Linked DNA regions of Homo sapiens: region 2 is linked to region 1. A link is a loop called in an ENCODE intact Hi-C map of the cell type or tissue named here. Cell type or tissue: HepG2. All regions are shown on one strand.

The links. Peaks named below come from ENCODE experiments on the same cell type or tissue, not always from the same donor. Only the 100,000 strongest peaks of a DNase experiment are listed, where the experiment ranks them.
Region 2: a loop joins it to region 1, with 14 times the contacts of the local background. A loop is called at or near these places in 76 of 110 quality-filtered maps.

What each region holds. Positions count from the first base shown.
Region 1 is chr21:44,789,677-44,797,676 of GRCh38, reverse strand. All of the region lies in intron 1 of UBE2G2 (ubiquitin conjugating enzyme E2 G2), which reads left to right. Among named protein-coding and RNA genes, the nearest start is that of UBE2G2, 8.1 kb to the left of the region's middle. RefSeq lists an enhancer at 4,380-4,469. In HepG2, a CTCF peak has its summit at 4,179 (motif pointing right); a DNase peak (open chromatin) is centred at 4,176.
Region 2 is chr21:44,511,543-44,519,542 of GRCh38, reverse strand. All of the region lies in intron 9 of TSPEAR (thrombospondin type laminin G domain and EAR repeats), which reads left to right. TSPEAR-AS1 (TSPEAR antisense RNA 1) reads right to left here. Exons shown (of 7, transcript NR_103707.1): 7 at 2,968-4,046. TSPEAR-AS2 (TSPEAR antisense RNA 2) reads right to left here and starts at 2,328. Exons shown (of 2, transcript NR_026548.1): 1 at 1,708-2,328; 2 at 566-915. In HepG2, no CTCF peak of the experiment used is centred here; DNase peaks (open chromatin) are centred at 2,062 and 4,342.

The DNA of each region.
Region 1 (8,000 bases):
GTGGCGCAATCTTGACTCACTGCAGGCTCCGCCTCCCGGGTTCATGCCATTCTCCTGCCTCAGCCTCCCGTGTAGCTGGGACTACAGGCGCGCGCCACCATGCCCGGCTAATTTTTGTATTGTTAGTAGAGACGGGGTTTCACCGTGTTAGCCAGGATGGTCTCGATCTCCTGACCTCGTGATCCGCCAGCCTCGGCCTCCCAAAGTGCTGGGATTACAGGCGTGAGCCACCACGCCCGGCCTTCTCATTTTTATTGAGAAGAAAATCATTAAACCCCTGCATAGGAAATTAAGTTCAGGCTGCTGCTTCAGGCCAGTCTTTGCATTGTTGAACTTGCATTTTCTAAGGATATTTGCATTAGCAAAGATATGTTCTCCCTTTTATTGTCCTGACAGAAGCTTCATCTGTTATTTCAATTATATTGTCAATTAGTTTGCAGTAATAAGACCTAAATAATGGTTGATTTCCGAAGGTTTGTCACGGAAGTGTGTTGTGTGTTTTTACATGTTAACATGAAATTTTGGACTATGTGTAGAAGGTAGAACTCTAAACATACCTCACTAAGATTCCCATGCCCTTGTTATTCAAGCACTTTCTAGTACTTCGGTGGAGGGACTTTGGAGATGCAAGTCAGGTTAGTAATCAGCAGACCTAAAGAGTGGGAGATTATTCTGGATTACCGTGAAGGATCCAATAATAACATAAGGCTCAAAAGCAGTCAGTGAAGGCAGGATGGGGGTGGTCAGAGAGATTCAACATATGACAAGATCTCTACCTTCTGTGGCTGGCTGTGAAGATGGAAGAAGGAGCCATGACCTAAGGAAGGCGGGCAGCCTCAAGAAGCTGAGAATGATCCCAGACCAACAGACCCGTGGAAGTGAATTCTGTCAGCAACCTCAATGAACTTGGAGTGGCAGCCCTGGTGAGACTCTGAGCAGAGAACTAGCTGGCCCATGCTGTGTCCAGACTTCTGACGCTTGGAAACTCTGAGATCATCAATGAGTATTGTTTTAAATCACTAAATTTGTGGTAATTTGTTACAGCAGTGACAGAAGATGAATACAGTGTGTTATTGAGGGGACTTTGTTTTTCCTGTATCTTAATAATGTGATAAAATTTAGTGGGTTTTTTTTGTGTATCATTTACTGGTTTTTTTTGTGTGTGTATCTTAACATCTAGTTTGTCCTCATAACGTATTTTAAGGTAGCACATTCCAGTGTAAAGGTGGACTTGACAGAATCAATCTCTACATAGAAGGGGTTTAGATAAATTTGGTTAGATGTTCATGCACACTTTATTGTATTTGGGAGTAGTCATATAACTGCAGAAATTCAGAGGTGGTGGGACCTTGGCTATGATTCTGTTCAAGCCCCCTAATTTTACAGATTTTATGGAATTGAGCAACAGACAAGATGATTTTGCCTAGGTTCATAAACAGGAAAAAAGGAGAGCCAGGAAAGAACTCAATTGTTGTAAACTGCTGTCTTGTCTTGATGTTCTGTCTTCATTCATCATCCAGCCTTTCCTAGGAGTGTCAGAGATAGACCCAGGTAGAAGTGGGCTGCCCATGGGGGGCTTAGCACAACAGAAATTTATTCTTTTACTGTTCTGGAGGCCAGACATCTAAAATAAAGGTGTTGATGGGGTCATTCTTCCTCTTGAGGGCTCGAGGGGAGAACCCTTACTTGCCTCTTCCAGCTAATGGTGATTGTTGGTCATCCTTGGCGTTTATTGTCATTCTCTTGCTTGAGGTAGTGTAATTCTAATCTCTGCCTCCATCTTCGCATGGCCATCTTCCCCCTGTGTGCATGTCCTAAATGTACATGTCTTTCTGTGGATATATGCTTTTATTTCTCCTGTGTAAATAACCAGGGTTATAATGGGAAGTGTGTGTTTAATTTTTAAAGAAACGGCCAGTTTTCCTCTAGTTCACATTTCCCTAGCAGTGTATTAAGTGTTCCCGTTGCCCCACCTCCTTGCTGACACTTCGCGTGGCCAGTTGTTTTTTGTTTTCTTTTTTCTTTCTTTCTTTCTTTTTTTTTTTGAGACAGGTTCTCACTCTGTCACTCGGGCTAGAGTGCAGTGGTGTAGTCATGGCTCATGGCAGCCTCTGCCTCCTAGGCTCAAGCAATCCTGCCACCTCAGCCTCCCAAGAAGCTGGGATTACAGTTGCATGCCACCTCGCTTAGCTAATTTTTGTATTTTTAGTAGAGATAGGGTTTCGCCATGTTGCCCAGGCTTGTCTCGAACTCGTGGGCCCAAGCAATCTGCCCGTCTTGGCCTTCCAAAGTGTTGGAATTACAACTGCGAGCCACTGCGCCCTTCCAGTTTTAAAAATTTTAGCCATTCTATTGGGTGTATAGCAGTCTTACTGAGGTTTTGTTTTATTTATTTATTTTTTTTTATTTTTTATTTTTGAGGTGCTCTCTCTGTCATCCAGGCTGGAGTGCAGTGGCATGATCTCAGCTCACTGCAACATCTGCCTCCTGGCTTCAAGTAATTCTCCTGCCTCAGCTTCCCAAGTAGCTGGGGCTATAGGCGCGTGCCACCACACCTGGCTAATTTTTGTATTTTTAGTAGAAACGGGATTTCACTATGTTGGCTAGGCTGGTCTCTAACTCCTGACCTCAGGAGTTTGCCTCGCCTCCCAAAGTGCTGGGATTTACGGGCATGAGCCACAGCCCCCGGCCCTTACTGAGGTTTTCATTTGCATTTCCATAAGACTCGTGATGTTGAGCATCATTTCACGTGTTTATTTGCCATCCATATGTCTTTTTAGATAAAGTGACTTGAGTCTTTGCTTCTTTCAAAATTGTGTTGATTTTCTTAAGTTTTAGTTCTTTGGCTGGGCGCAGTGGCTCACGCCTGTAATCCCAGCACTTTGTGGGCTGAGGTGGGCGGATCACGAGGTCAGGAGATGGAGACCATCCGGGCTAACACGGTGAAACCCCCTCTCTACTAAAAATACAAAAAATTAGCTGGGCATGGTGGCGGACCCCTGTAGTCCCAGCTACTCAGGAGGCTGAGGCAGGAGAATGGCGTGAACTTGGGAGGTGGAGCTTGCAGTGAGCCGAGATCACGCCACTGCACTCCAGCCTGGGTGACAGAGCGAGACTCCGTCTCAAAAAAAAAAAAAAACAAAAAAAGAAGGGTTTTTATTATTTCGATGAAATTCAATTATTGACTTTTAAAATATTTCTTGCTATTGTGTTATATTTAAGAAATAACTGCCAAACATCAGGTGGCAGTAGGATTTTCTCCTATGATTTCTTCTAGATGTTTTATAGTTTCAGCTCTTGTATTTAGGTTTGGGATCCATATCAAAGTTTTCCATATGGTATGAGATAAAGGCCAAGGTTTATTTGTAAATTATTTGTAAATGGCAGTGCAGTTGTTTCAGCACTGTGTTTGCTAGGGCTGCTCTACCACACAGGCTGGGCACGGCTTAAACAACAGAAATGTATTTCCTCATAGTCCTGGAGGCTGGAAGTCCAAGATCAAGGATAGGGCAGGGCTGGTTTCTTCTGAGGCTCTGTCCTCTATGCCTGTGTCCTCATCTCTTCTTAAAAGGATATTAGTCAGATTGGATTAAGGTCCACCCTAATGACCACATTAATTTTAATTACCTCTTAAAGGCCCTAGTCACACACTTTTCTCCACCTTCTTTTTTTTCATGTAATATGTCCTGAAGTTTGTTCTGTACTAGCATGTAGAGGTATTTATAGCTGCAAAGTACCCCACTGGTATATGTATCATAATTTGACTGGTCCTCTGTTGATAGACACTCAAGTTCTTTTTAATTTCTTTTTGTTTTTACAAATAGTCCTGAAATGAATAGCCTGTGTATACATTTTTTATCTTCACCAATGTTATCTGTGGGATGGATTCCTAGAAATGGAATTGCTGGGTCAAAGGTTATATTTCACTTTGTGTGGTAGCTATTTGTTAAGCCACTATTTTAAGTGGCAAGGAATGGCCTCTGAAAATTTCCCTGATACCAAGATTCGTCTCTTTTTTTGAACTTGTTTCTTATCAGTAAACATGAAACTGTATATTATTTTGTGTACGCGTGTATATGCTTTGGAAGCAAAAAACAAAATGGAAAAAATAAGTGCCCTGAACCATTCCCTCCAGCCTCTGAACTCATTTGCTGCACTTCTTTATTGACCAGTAGAGGCCACTGTTGAATAACAAAGCTGGCGGGAAGGCCAGCGCACACCCGGGCAGGTCTCTGTGCTGAGCCTGCATTGCCAGGAGCAGGTCTGGAGCTGCAGTTTTTAGACCACCCTTTCCCCTCCCTAAGGGAGGGTGTCACGCAGGGGAGTGCCAAAGGGGAACTCCAGATGAAGAATAAAGCCAGCTCTCTTTGGTACGAGCTCTTCTTCATGGTCCCACGAAGGTGATTTGTAAAGCTTTTGTGTGTTCTGCTGCCAGGCCTCTACTTAGTTGCCCACTGACATTGTGTTTCTCCCGCACCCCACCTGCTTAGCAGTTTACAGTCTATCTGCCGTAATCTGTTATTTTTTTCTTATAATTAGGCGGTTTGGCTTGAGACACAAGAATGGGACTAGATTTTAGATGACTGGGTGTAGGAAGCCTAGCAAATTAGGTTCTGTGGTTATTTCTCCTGATCTACTCCACATGAAGAGACACAAAGGGAGAACATCAGGGTGTGGCTTGTGAAATCCAAGGTCTTAGTCGGCTTGGTACTTGACCTCATTCACATTCAGTTCCCACCCACCCCTGAAATGTTTAATGCACTTGGCCCTTGGGGCCAGCACTTGCCTTTGGCCTGCCTTGCTGGCCCCTCCTTGCCACTCTGCCTTCTCTCACTGCTGGGTGTCAGCACACCCTTGTGACAGCACTTAGGTCTCTTCAGGACCTCTGTTTCCTGGATCAGGGCTTCTCAGCAGGTGTTAGTGGTATTTTGAGTGAAATAATTTTTCCTTGGGTAGGCCTTGTTCTACCCAAGGTTGTGGGTTCATTAAACGGTTAATCGGTACATTAGTCCGTTCTTATACTGCCATAAAGATACTACCTGAGACTGGGTAATTATAAAGGAAAGAGGTTTAGTTGACTCACAGTTCTGCATAACTGACGAGGCCTCAGGAAACTTATAGTCATGGCAGAAAGGGAAACAGACCTCTTCTCAAGGCGGTAGGAGAGAGAAGAGCAAGCCAAGGAAGAACTTGCCACACACTTATAGAACCATCATGTCTCCTGAGAACTCGCTATCACGAGAACAGCATGAGGGAAACTGCCCCCATGATCCAGTCACCTCCTACCAGGTTCCTCGCTCAACACTTTGGGGATTACAAGTCAAGGTGAGATTCGGGTAGGGACACAAAGCCAAACCATGTCATTTCTCCCCCTACCCCTCCCAAATCTCATGTTCCTTTCAAAACCATTCCATTTCAAAACAAATCATGCCTTCCCAGCAAGGCCCCCAAAGTCTTAACTCATTTCGTCATTAACTCAAAAGTCCAAGTCCAAAGTCTCATCTCTGACAAGGTAAGTCCCCTCTGCCTAGCAGCCTGTAAAATCAAAAGCAAGTTAGTTACTTTCAAGATACAATGGAAATACAGGCATTGGATAAATACTCCCATTACCAATGGAAGAAATTGGCCAAAACAAAGGGCTACAGGCCCCCATGCAAGTCCGAAATCCGGCTGGGCAGTCATTAAATCTTAAAGCTCAAAATGGTCTCCTTTGTGACCCCGTGTCTCACATCCAGGGCACACTGATACAGGGAGTGGCTTTCATGGTCTTGGGCAGCTCTGCCCCTGTGGCTTTGTAGGGTACAGCCCTCCCACACCCACCCCCTTCAGCTACTTTCATGGTGGGCATTGAGTGTCTTTGGCTTTTCTAGGTGCACAGTGCAAAGCTCTTGGTGGATCTACCGTTCTGGGGTCTGGAGGATGGTTGTTCTCTTCTCACAGCTCCACTAGGCAGTGCCCCAGTGGGGACTCTGGGAGCTCCAACCCCACATTTCCCTTCTGCAATGCCCTAGCAGATGTTCTCCATGAGGGCCCTGCCCCTGCAGCAGATTTCTGTCTGGACATCCAGGCGTTTCCCTACATCCTCTGAAATGTAGGTGAAGGTTCCCAAACGTCAGTTATTGAATTCTTTGCACCCACAGGCCCAACACCACGTGGAAGCTGCCAAGGCTTGGGGTTTGTACTCTCTGAAGCAACAGCCTGAGCTGTACCTTGGCCCTTTTTAGCCATGGCTGGAGCTGGAACAGCTGGGACACAGGGCACCAAGTACCAAGGCTGCACAGAGTAGCAGCGGGGCTGGGCCTGGCCCACAAAACCATTTTTCCCTCCTAGGCCTCCCTGCTTGTGATGGGAGGGGCTGCTGCCAAGATCTCTGACATGCTCTGGAGACATTTACCCCATTGTCTTGGCGATTAATATTTGGCTCCTTGTTACTTATTTGAATTTCTCTCCAGAAAATGGGTTTTTCTTTTTTATTGCACCGTCATGCTGCGAAGTTTTCAAACTTTTATTCCCTGCTTTCTTTTAAACACGAGTTCCAATTTCAGATCATCTCTCTCAAGTTCAAAGTTCCACAGATCTCTAGGGCAGGGGCAAAATCTCACCATTCTCTTTGTTGAAACATAGCAAGGGTGACCATTGCTCCAGTTCCCAAGAAGTTCCTCTTCTCTTTTTCAGACCACCTCAGCCTGGGCTTCATTGTCCATGTCACTATCAGCATTTTGGTCAAAAGCATTCAGCAAGTCTCTAGGAAGTTCCAGACTTTCCCACATCTTCCTTCTTCTAAGCCCTTCAAACTGTTCCAACCTCTGCCTACTACCCAGTTCTGAAGTTGCTTCCACATTTTCAGGTTATCTTTATAGCAGTACCCCTGGTACCAATTTACTGTATTCATCTGTTTTCACACTCCTATAAGAACTTCCCTGAGACTGGATAATTTATAAAGGAAAGAGGTTTAATTGACTCACAGTTCCACATGGCTAGGGAGGCCTCAGGAAACTTATCATGACAGAAGCCGAAGGGGAAGCAAGCACCTTCTTCACAAGGTGGCAAGAAAGAAGAGTGAAGGAGGAACTTTCGAACACTTATAAAACCACCAGATCTCATGAGAACTCACTGTCATGAGAACAGCATGGAGGAAATTGCCCCCATGATCCAGTCACCTTCCACTAGGTTCCTCCCTCAACACCTGGAGATTACAATTCAAGATGAAATTTGTGTGGGGACACAAAGCCAAACCATATCAATGGACATTTGGGTTGTTTCCAGTTTGGGGCTATTACGAATTTAGCTACTATGAACATTCACACAAAAGTCTATGGCAACATAAGACCCAGTAGAATTGCTGGGTCTTAGAGTCAATATATATGTAATTTTAGTGGAAATGGTCAAACTTCTTTCCCAAAGGGTAACCAAACCATTTTGCATTCCCATCAGTGGTGCATGAGAGATCTACTTGCTAAACTTGCCAGCACTTTAAGTCTTTAATTTTGGCCATTCTTTTGTGACTAAAGATACTGATAATGCTGAAGCTATTGAGCTGTATCTTATTGTGGTTTTAATTTGCATTACCCTTATGATTCACAATGTTGAGCATTTTCTCATGTGCTTATTAGCCATCTGTTTTAGTCAGTTCAGGCTGCTGTAAAAAAATACCAAAGACCAGGGAGCTTAAACAACAAACATTTATTGCTCCCAATTCTGGAGGCTGGGAAGTCTGGTGAGGGCTGTCTTCCTGGTTTGCAGATGACTGTCTTCTCCTTGTGCCCTTACATGGCCAGAGGCAAATCTCTCGTTTCTTCTTATAAAGGCACTAACTCCATTCATGAGAGTTCTGCCCTCCTGACCTAATCTCCTCCCAAAGGTCCCACCTCCCAATACCACATACATTAGGATTCAACATAGGAATTTTGGGGGGACGCAAGCGTTTGGACCACAGCATCATTCGTGTTGACTCTGACAGTGGCTCTTTTCAACTCTGCCTCCATTTTTCTTCTTACCTA
Region 2 (8,000 bases), 280 kb after region 1:
GAGCCTTCGGTCATGGGTTAGCCTGACCACAGGGCTCAGCAGGAATGGCCCCTCTGACCAGTAATCATTGACCTGGAGTTGGACTTGAGGCTGGTGAGGTTGAGATGCGAAAGCAGCTGCAAGCTGGGGCCAAGAGCGTGATATGGGCTGGAAATTGGGACTCCCAAGGAGGGCTCGATACGCGGGGACAGTGGCTCAAAAGGCAAATGGTGGGCTGGGCGCAGTGGCTCAAGCCTGTAATCCCAACCCTTTGGGAAGCCAAGGCAGGCGGATCACAAGGTCAGGAGATCAAGACCATCCTGGTGAACACGGTGAAACCCTGTCTCTACTAAAAATACAAAAAAAAATTAGCCTGGCATGGTGGCGGGTACCTGTAATCCCAGCTACTCGGGAGGCTGAGGCAGGAGAATGGCGTGAACCCGGGAGGCGGAGCTTGCAGTGAGCCGAGATCACGCCACTGCACTCCAGCCTGGGCGACAGAGTGAGACTCCATCTCAAAAACAAAAAAAAAACAACAAAAGCAAATGGTGACATCGAGCAGCAACGAAAGGGTGGCTTGGGGACTTGGGCACAGCTGCAGAGCACAGCAATCCGGCCGACAGCAGTTCCCGTGGAAACACCCGGGGCTCCACACCAGTCATGTGTCATCAGGATCATACTGGTGCCCTGACATGAACGTGCGCCCTGCTGGCCCCAGGCTCACACATGCAGAGCCCCAGCACACTGGAGCATGTTTGAGGAGCTTTGCCAGAACCAGGAAGGGATTTGAAACGTTATCACACAAGGAATAGTTGCAGGACTTGAGGCTTTATCCTGAAAGAAGACGTAGGCAGTCACTTCCAATCATCTAACGAATGAGCTGGTGGGGGGCAGGGGGCGGGCCTCCAGGGGGTCTTGAGAGCAGAGTCGCGCACCCTGGATGGAAAGGCACCACAAGTGACTTTCTCGTCAACTAGGCAAGGTCTCCTAACAGCTGTTGTGCCACGGAGAGGCTGCTGTCCTGGAGGTCCTGCATTCTAAATCACAAAGTGAGGTGACAAGAGAAAGGATCCCTGCAGTGGGTTGGGGAGTGCGTTTTGGAGATTATCATCCTAGATCTACCAACACCGTGATCCTAAAGCCCCTGTGATAACACCAAGTCCAATTTACAGTGTCTTCTTCACGACACTGCACCAAGGTGCTCAAGATGCCCCAGTGCCCCAGAGCGTACCTGGCCAGCTGCGTGTCACCCATGCCATCCTCTCCAGCTAAGGGTCCCCGGATGTTTGACAAAAATCCTGAAAACTGCAGGAGTCAGGCTAAAGAAAAAGGCTGAAAGAAACTGAGCTAGCTCTAGAAACAGAAAGGAATTTTTTTAAGTTATACTTGTCTTCAGAAGTATTCAAGATGATACTGCACTTACGAAATAAAAAATGCTACTAATGAGACAGAGAGCTTGGACATTAAAAATGCAATTGCTGGCATTAAAAGAAGACATTCATTAACATGACTGAAATATAAAGTTAAGAGTATCTTCTAGAATGTAGAATGAAAAGAGACAGAATCAAACCAGGAGAGTCTGTATCTGGCTAACCAAAGTTCTAGAAAAAAAAGAAGAGGGTGAGGACAGTGATGGAATTGTCAGAGAAGGCTTGAAGAAAACCGCCCAGATCTCATCAGACTGAAAGGGCGCTGAGCCCAAGGAGCGCGAGAGCAAAGGAAAGTTACCTTCAAAGCACACAGGAGCCGCGGCAGCCTGGGATTTCCCATCGGCAGCCCTGGATATCAGGAGGTAGGAGGGCTCAGTGTTCTGAAGGCGAGTGATGTCCACAGAGCCCCCGCAGGACAAGGACGCTGGCCACTGCCATGCACGGCTCCCACATGTCAGTGGCTTCCTGCCATATTGGGTTAGTTCTCATATCAAGTCAGACAAGGAGCACACACGGTGGGAAGCAGCAGGAAGGGGCTGACCTGACCTGTGCTCACAGCCCATGGGCCAGTGCCAGTCACATGTCCCAGCCTAGCTGGACCTGTACTCACGTGTCCTCACAGCTCATTGGCTAATGCTTGTCATATGACCCAGCCTAGCTGGACCTGTGCTCACGTCCTCACAGCTCATTGGCTAGTGCCAGTCACATGACCCAGCTTGTCCCTGTGTCACGTGTACTCACAGCTCATTGGCTAGTGCTGGTCATATGACCCAGTCTCCTGTCAGTCTGAGACCTGTGGGAGCCCTGGACTAGGCGGTGTTCCTGGGGGGTGCACTGGCAAGCCCAGGTACTCAACCAGAATGAGAAGATCAGAACTGGAAGTGGTGGCTCCACCCAAAGATGACCATAAGGAAAGTTCTGGAATGAGAACTGGTATGTGTCCTAGAGAGAAGCCAGCCCAGATGGTCTGGGGTCAGGGAGGGCATAAGAGGGGGTTTGGGGGCTGTGGAGTCCACGGAGCACAAAGTGTGTCCAGGGATGGCGTGCTGAAGGAGTGACAGAAGCACAGACTGCAGGAGTCGAGGAAGGCAGAGACACAGGGGCCAGGCCAGGACGGCCTTCCTGTGCAGCAGCCGCTGAGGTGGGACAGGACCGAAAGCCCCAGGGTGCAGGAGCGAGGGGCTCCTGCGATGGGAAGATGGGAGAGCTGGGAGCGTTCTCGCATGCAGAGCTGGTGTGTTTTCTTCCTCTGGGAAGGAAGGAGGGGAGGGCCATACCCAGGAGGGGACAACTAGAAACTTGTTGAAAAGCAGCGTACATAGATCACAGGTCCAAGGACGAAGCAGGTGAACCCGTCCTGTGATTTTAAGCATGAAAGGAGAATGTTTGCCTGGCATGGGGGACTGCCCCAGGGATGGCACAGTTGGTCATCCCGACATAGAAATCGCCTGGGTGGGTGGTGCCATAGCCCGGCCCCTGGCTCTGGGGGCTGACATTACCGTAAGGTCAGGACCACACGAAGCTGATCCTGATGTGTCACTCAGAGAATCGCCCCGTGGCCGAACCCACCCTGGGCGCGGGTGTTGGTGTTTATTAGTGGAGGTACAACCCAGGCTGCTTGGGGGAGGGGAGAAGGAGAGCAGAGGCCCTGCATCTCCATCCCACACCCTACACCGTGGGTGAAGAGGCGAGGCCAGAAGCCGCCCACCAGGAATCAGAGGAGCTCCCAGCAGCACCCACTGAGGAGGACAGTTGCCACAGACCCTAAGCAGGAGCAGCTCTGCCTTCAGGTGCCCAGACCAGGTGCAGGCAGGCAGCCTGGCGCTCCCAGATAAACAAGGCCTGGCAGCCCTGGCCACTGCCCTGCATGTGGAGCACAGCTCCCTTCACTCCTGACAGCCTCATTCTGAAAGCCCTGGAATTCCTGCTGATGGCAGCCTTCCTTGTTTTCCTGTTTTGGAAAGCCTTTTGGAGATTTCTGGAAGGTGGTCTGTGGCTGCGCATCCTCAGCTGGTTGGCGATTCCACCTCAGACCCATCTCACAGGTGTGGAAACTGAGGCTCAGGAGCAGGGACCTGGCCACAAACACACGGCGGTAAGCGGCCGAGCCAGGGCGTCCACAGGTGTCCCTGTGTCCACATGAATCGCCTCCTCTGTGCCTGCCCCATGGGGATGGAGCCTGCAGCCTGGTTTGGGCCGTGACGGGAGTGCCTGGGACGCCTCACACCATGGTGGGGTCTCAGCCCTTCACTCATGGGGCCCATCCCTTTGATGGACTACCTGCTCTTCATGAAATGACGTCGGGACTGGATTCTGAGCTTCGTTGATCTTTGTGTGTTCTGGAAGGCAGTCGGGAGGTGTTCGTGGAACGTGGTTACCGAAAAACACGGGGCTTCTGTCACGGGTGATGTGGTGGAGGTGGCAGCCCAGCCCAGAAGGCGGCCACTCTACATTTTCAGGCCGCGTGTGAAGGCCAGCTTTGATCTACACCAAGGACTGGAGCAGTGGTCCTGGAGATGCACGGGCATCCTCAGAAGGGGGCCAGCAGCAAAGGGGCAGAAATGGAACCACCGGAACCAAGGGGAGGGTCTGGGCTAGCGACCCATGGCGAAGTCCCAAGGGGTGGGTGACATCCGCCTGAAAGAAACATCAGAGAAGAGCAGGGGCTAGAGCAGGACCACAGCAGACAGAAGGAAGCACGGCTGCAGCTCCCAAAGCAGAACCAGAACTCCGGGAACGGGGACCTGGCTGCTGGGGGCGCCATCATGGCCCAGGCCCTGAAGGTGCCTTAGGAGGGCCCTGGGAAGGCGCTGGGACCACGCACACATGGACGGGCTTCCTCTCCACCTGGCCTGAGCCTCATCTTTCAAAACTCAGTAATTCCTCAAAACTCACAAAGCCCACTTTCATGTTTTGCCAACATTTCTCACATTGTGTTGAAATCCTTTTAGGTCCTAGAGATGTCTTAATTTGTTTACTGTTTGGTTTGAGTTTTGCAATGTCTTTCATGAACGTGAGCTTTGAAGCGGGTGAAGCCGAGATGCTTTGAAAGTGGGTGTGTGCCATAGAGAGGCGCCCTTTCTGGAGGGGTCTGCGGGGGTGTGGGGTGCAGGTGGGGTTTGAGGAGCTGTGCACACAGACCTCACTTTCTCCCAGAAACACAGGGTGGGCGCATTCCCAGGGCACTGCAGGTTAAGTACAGTGCTCCAAGGGAATGGTCGGTGGGCATGGCAGGACTTTGCAGCCCCAGGGCAGATATGAGTGAGGAGCTGGCTGCCCACCCTGGGGAAGGTGGTTTGATGTCCCATTCTTCCGCCTGCCCTCAAAGTCTTTCTGCCCATCCCACCAGGAATTCTAGAACAACTTTCTTCCAGGTTGGAGACACCAGGCCTCCAATGACTGGGCCTCCCCAGCTTGGACCAAAGGAGGAGTGAGCTCTGTCCCTAGAAGTCTAGGCACAGGGTCCTGCTCCCTGAGCTGACGAGGAGTAGGCCGTGCAGTCGCGGTCACCAAATGTGGACTCCAAAATAGGTTTGGCTTCTAAGTGAGTTTGCTGCAGACCTCAGAAGGTGTTGCAGCTTCCAAAGCTTGGTGCTTCTGTGATTGCAGCTGTCGGCATGTGGGGTCCTCACAAGGCCAGCAGCAGCCACCATGTTAGTAAGGACCCCTCGTCACAGCTGGGCCCCCGACTTGGTGCCACACACTTCCCAAGGGTCCCGCCCATGGCTCAACACACATGTACATGCACACTCATGCACACGTGTGTGTACTCGCTTCCATGGCCATGGAAGGGCAAGAGGTGCTGTAGGCAAGGATACAGTGGGGGCCACTCTGGGGACAGGTGCCCGGCAGGCAGCCATGTGGTGCTTAGAAAAACAGGCAGGAGCCCCTAAGCACCCTCATGAGGCCTGGCTGTGTCTGAGTCTCCATCTGCACATCTGTCAAGGGGGTGGCATGAGGGGTCAGCACTGCCCAGGACAGCCTGAAGGGGCTGGGCAGAGCCTGGGCGGGAGGGCTCCAGGAAGGTGGCAGCTATGCCCCATGACTTCTGTCTTCTCTGACACAGGAGCTGGCAGTGGCCTAGGCAGCTTGGGGAAGGTGCCAGGCTTGCGGGTTCTGCAGGGCCGGGAAGAGCACGGGGGGCACCCAAGAGTTGGCTGGGGAGTGTGCTGAGCCCAGTTCTCTCAAGGGAGTCACCTGTCATCCAGTAGCGCTGCCCCCATGGCCACCCGGGATGCTTGTCCAGCCTGAGCTGGCTACCCTCAGAGAGGATGCCACTGCCCCCCCAACCAGGGCTTGTTGGGGAACTGCCTTCTGGTGGCTAGGGAGGGAGCCCCAGGGGTGCATCCTGCCTCCCTCCCCTCCCCTGGCATTCCCAGACCACAGAGGCATCCTCTTTCTTTGCCCTATCAAAGCCGGAACCCAAGGGCCTCTTTGCCCAGCAACTAATCCACTGATTACCGGGTGCCCACCCGCCCTCGAGGGAGCTGTTGGGGGCTCCAGGTGCTCCTGGCTGCCAAGTCCCGGAAGCACCATCATCCCAGCAAGATGCTCCTGAGCTGCCAGGCACCGTGCCAGGGCAGCAGGGCCAGGCTCTGGGGAATTCCATTGGAGGGAGGGCGGGAAGGGCCTGCCCAGCCCAGCAGGTGCCTGGTCGCTTGGCTCCCGTGCCAGCCAGGGTTTGGCAGGGCCTTTGATGTGAAGATTCTTTCTCTCTCCTCTATGAGTCCCTAATGTGCTTAAAATCTGGGAGTGGCCTGACAGGGGGGTCCCACACTGCACACCCTCTGCCTGGGTTGGCACAGCCCCTGGGGGGCACCTCCTCACTTCTGAATGTGAGAAGGCCCCGGCTTCAGCAGAGGGACAGGTTCACTCCAACCTGCAAGGGGCTTCTGACAGCCTGGCATAGGGAGGAGGGGCTGTCAATAGCCAATGACAATGACCGCCCTACCGTGGACTCGGCCAGCTAAATGCTGGGACCAGGAGCCGGTGACACCCCGTGGGGGTTCTGCCAGCCTCCAGCCAGTTGCAGATAAACTAATTTTTCTTTTTGCCAAAGTATGTTTCAAGTATTACATGGGATACACACAGACTAAAGAATCATTCGTTGTCTGAAATTTAGATTGAACAGGGACCCTGGATTTGCTAAATCTGGTGCACAGACCCTCGCTGGGTACAGGGAACAGAAGGGTGACTTGAGCAGCCTCTGAGCCGCCCCCGGCCCCCCAGGCCTGTCTGGCCCTGCACTCCAGCAAGAGCTCTGCTTCGTAGCAGCACCCAGGCAGGTGACCACACAGCATTCACTCCGGCCACTGCCATGCCCTGGACAGACCTCCATGCCCACCCCCACAGCTGACACGTGCTCTTCCTGGAACAAATACACGCCCCACCTTGGGCTCCAACCAAGATGCAACTCAAAGTTTGCTCCCTGCCACCCCATGAAACGTGGGCACAATCCCTGCCCTGGAGGCAGGCTGCAGTGCTACAGGTCCCACCAGACCAGACTGCCCGTCTCGCGCATTCCCAACCCAGGGTCTCCACCAGCCTCAGGGCTGTGGCCAGAGCACCGCCACCTCCACCCTACGCTCCTGCCACCTGCCCCTCCCCAGGGCTCACACAGCAGCCCGTGTGCCACCCATGCCTAGGGAAATACCAGGTTCTCTGAGTGGTCTCCCAAAGCCCCTGTCTCCATCCCTAGGGATGTACCGAGTTCTCTGAGGGGTCTCCAGAAGCCTGTCTCCAAGACCACCACCCTTCTTTCCCATCTTAGGAGTGGCACCCACCCCACCCCACCCCCACAGCACTTGGCTCACCTCTCTCCTGACACCTTCCTAGCTCCTGTGGGTCTCAGAGCCGTCCACATACATCTGACCTCCTCGTTCTGCTCAAAAGCCTCCTCCGGCTCCCCAGTGACCTTTGCCTGGAGGCCCAGCTGCTTTCCACAGCACCCAGGCCCTGTAGGCCCGCCCCAGCCCCTGCTCCGCACTCTGTGTGCGCCCAGCCCTCCTGGCTCCCTCAGTCCTGTGTGTCTGTCCTGCAGTTCCTTCTGCCTGGATACCCTTCCCTGCTTCCTGCTGCCAACTCCCCTGTCCGTCCTCCATGCCTTTGGGCCCTCTTCCTCTGTGCCCCCAAGGCCCCGGGCAGCCCCTCCATGGTCCCCCATCTGCAGCAGCCCGTTCCAGGGCTCCTTTGGGCAGGGAGGGCACCTCACTCATCACTGAGATGTGATGCCCGGCTCAGCCCCAACTTGCAGTAAAGCTCTCTCTACACAGTGCTGAGTGCCAGCTCGGGGTCCCCCATCACCCTGGGCTGCTACAGGGCGGGCACTCCGGGCCTTTCCCTGAGAGGGAGTTTCAGGCTGTTCTGGCCCCGGCAGTCCATCAGGATCTGCCTCAACACAGGTGAGCATCAGCAAGTAGCTAAGAAGCAGGGGCTCCACTGGAAGGACGCCCAGGGCTGGAGGCGTGTGTCCTCAGTCTTTTCCAGCAATGTGGGGAGAGCTGTGCTGTGTGGGTGCATGTGTGTGTGTAGATGTCATGCAGGCGGATGCATGGGTGTGCCTGCAGGGATCTGCCTGTGTACAGGCATGTG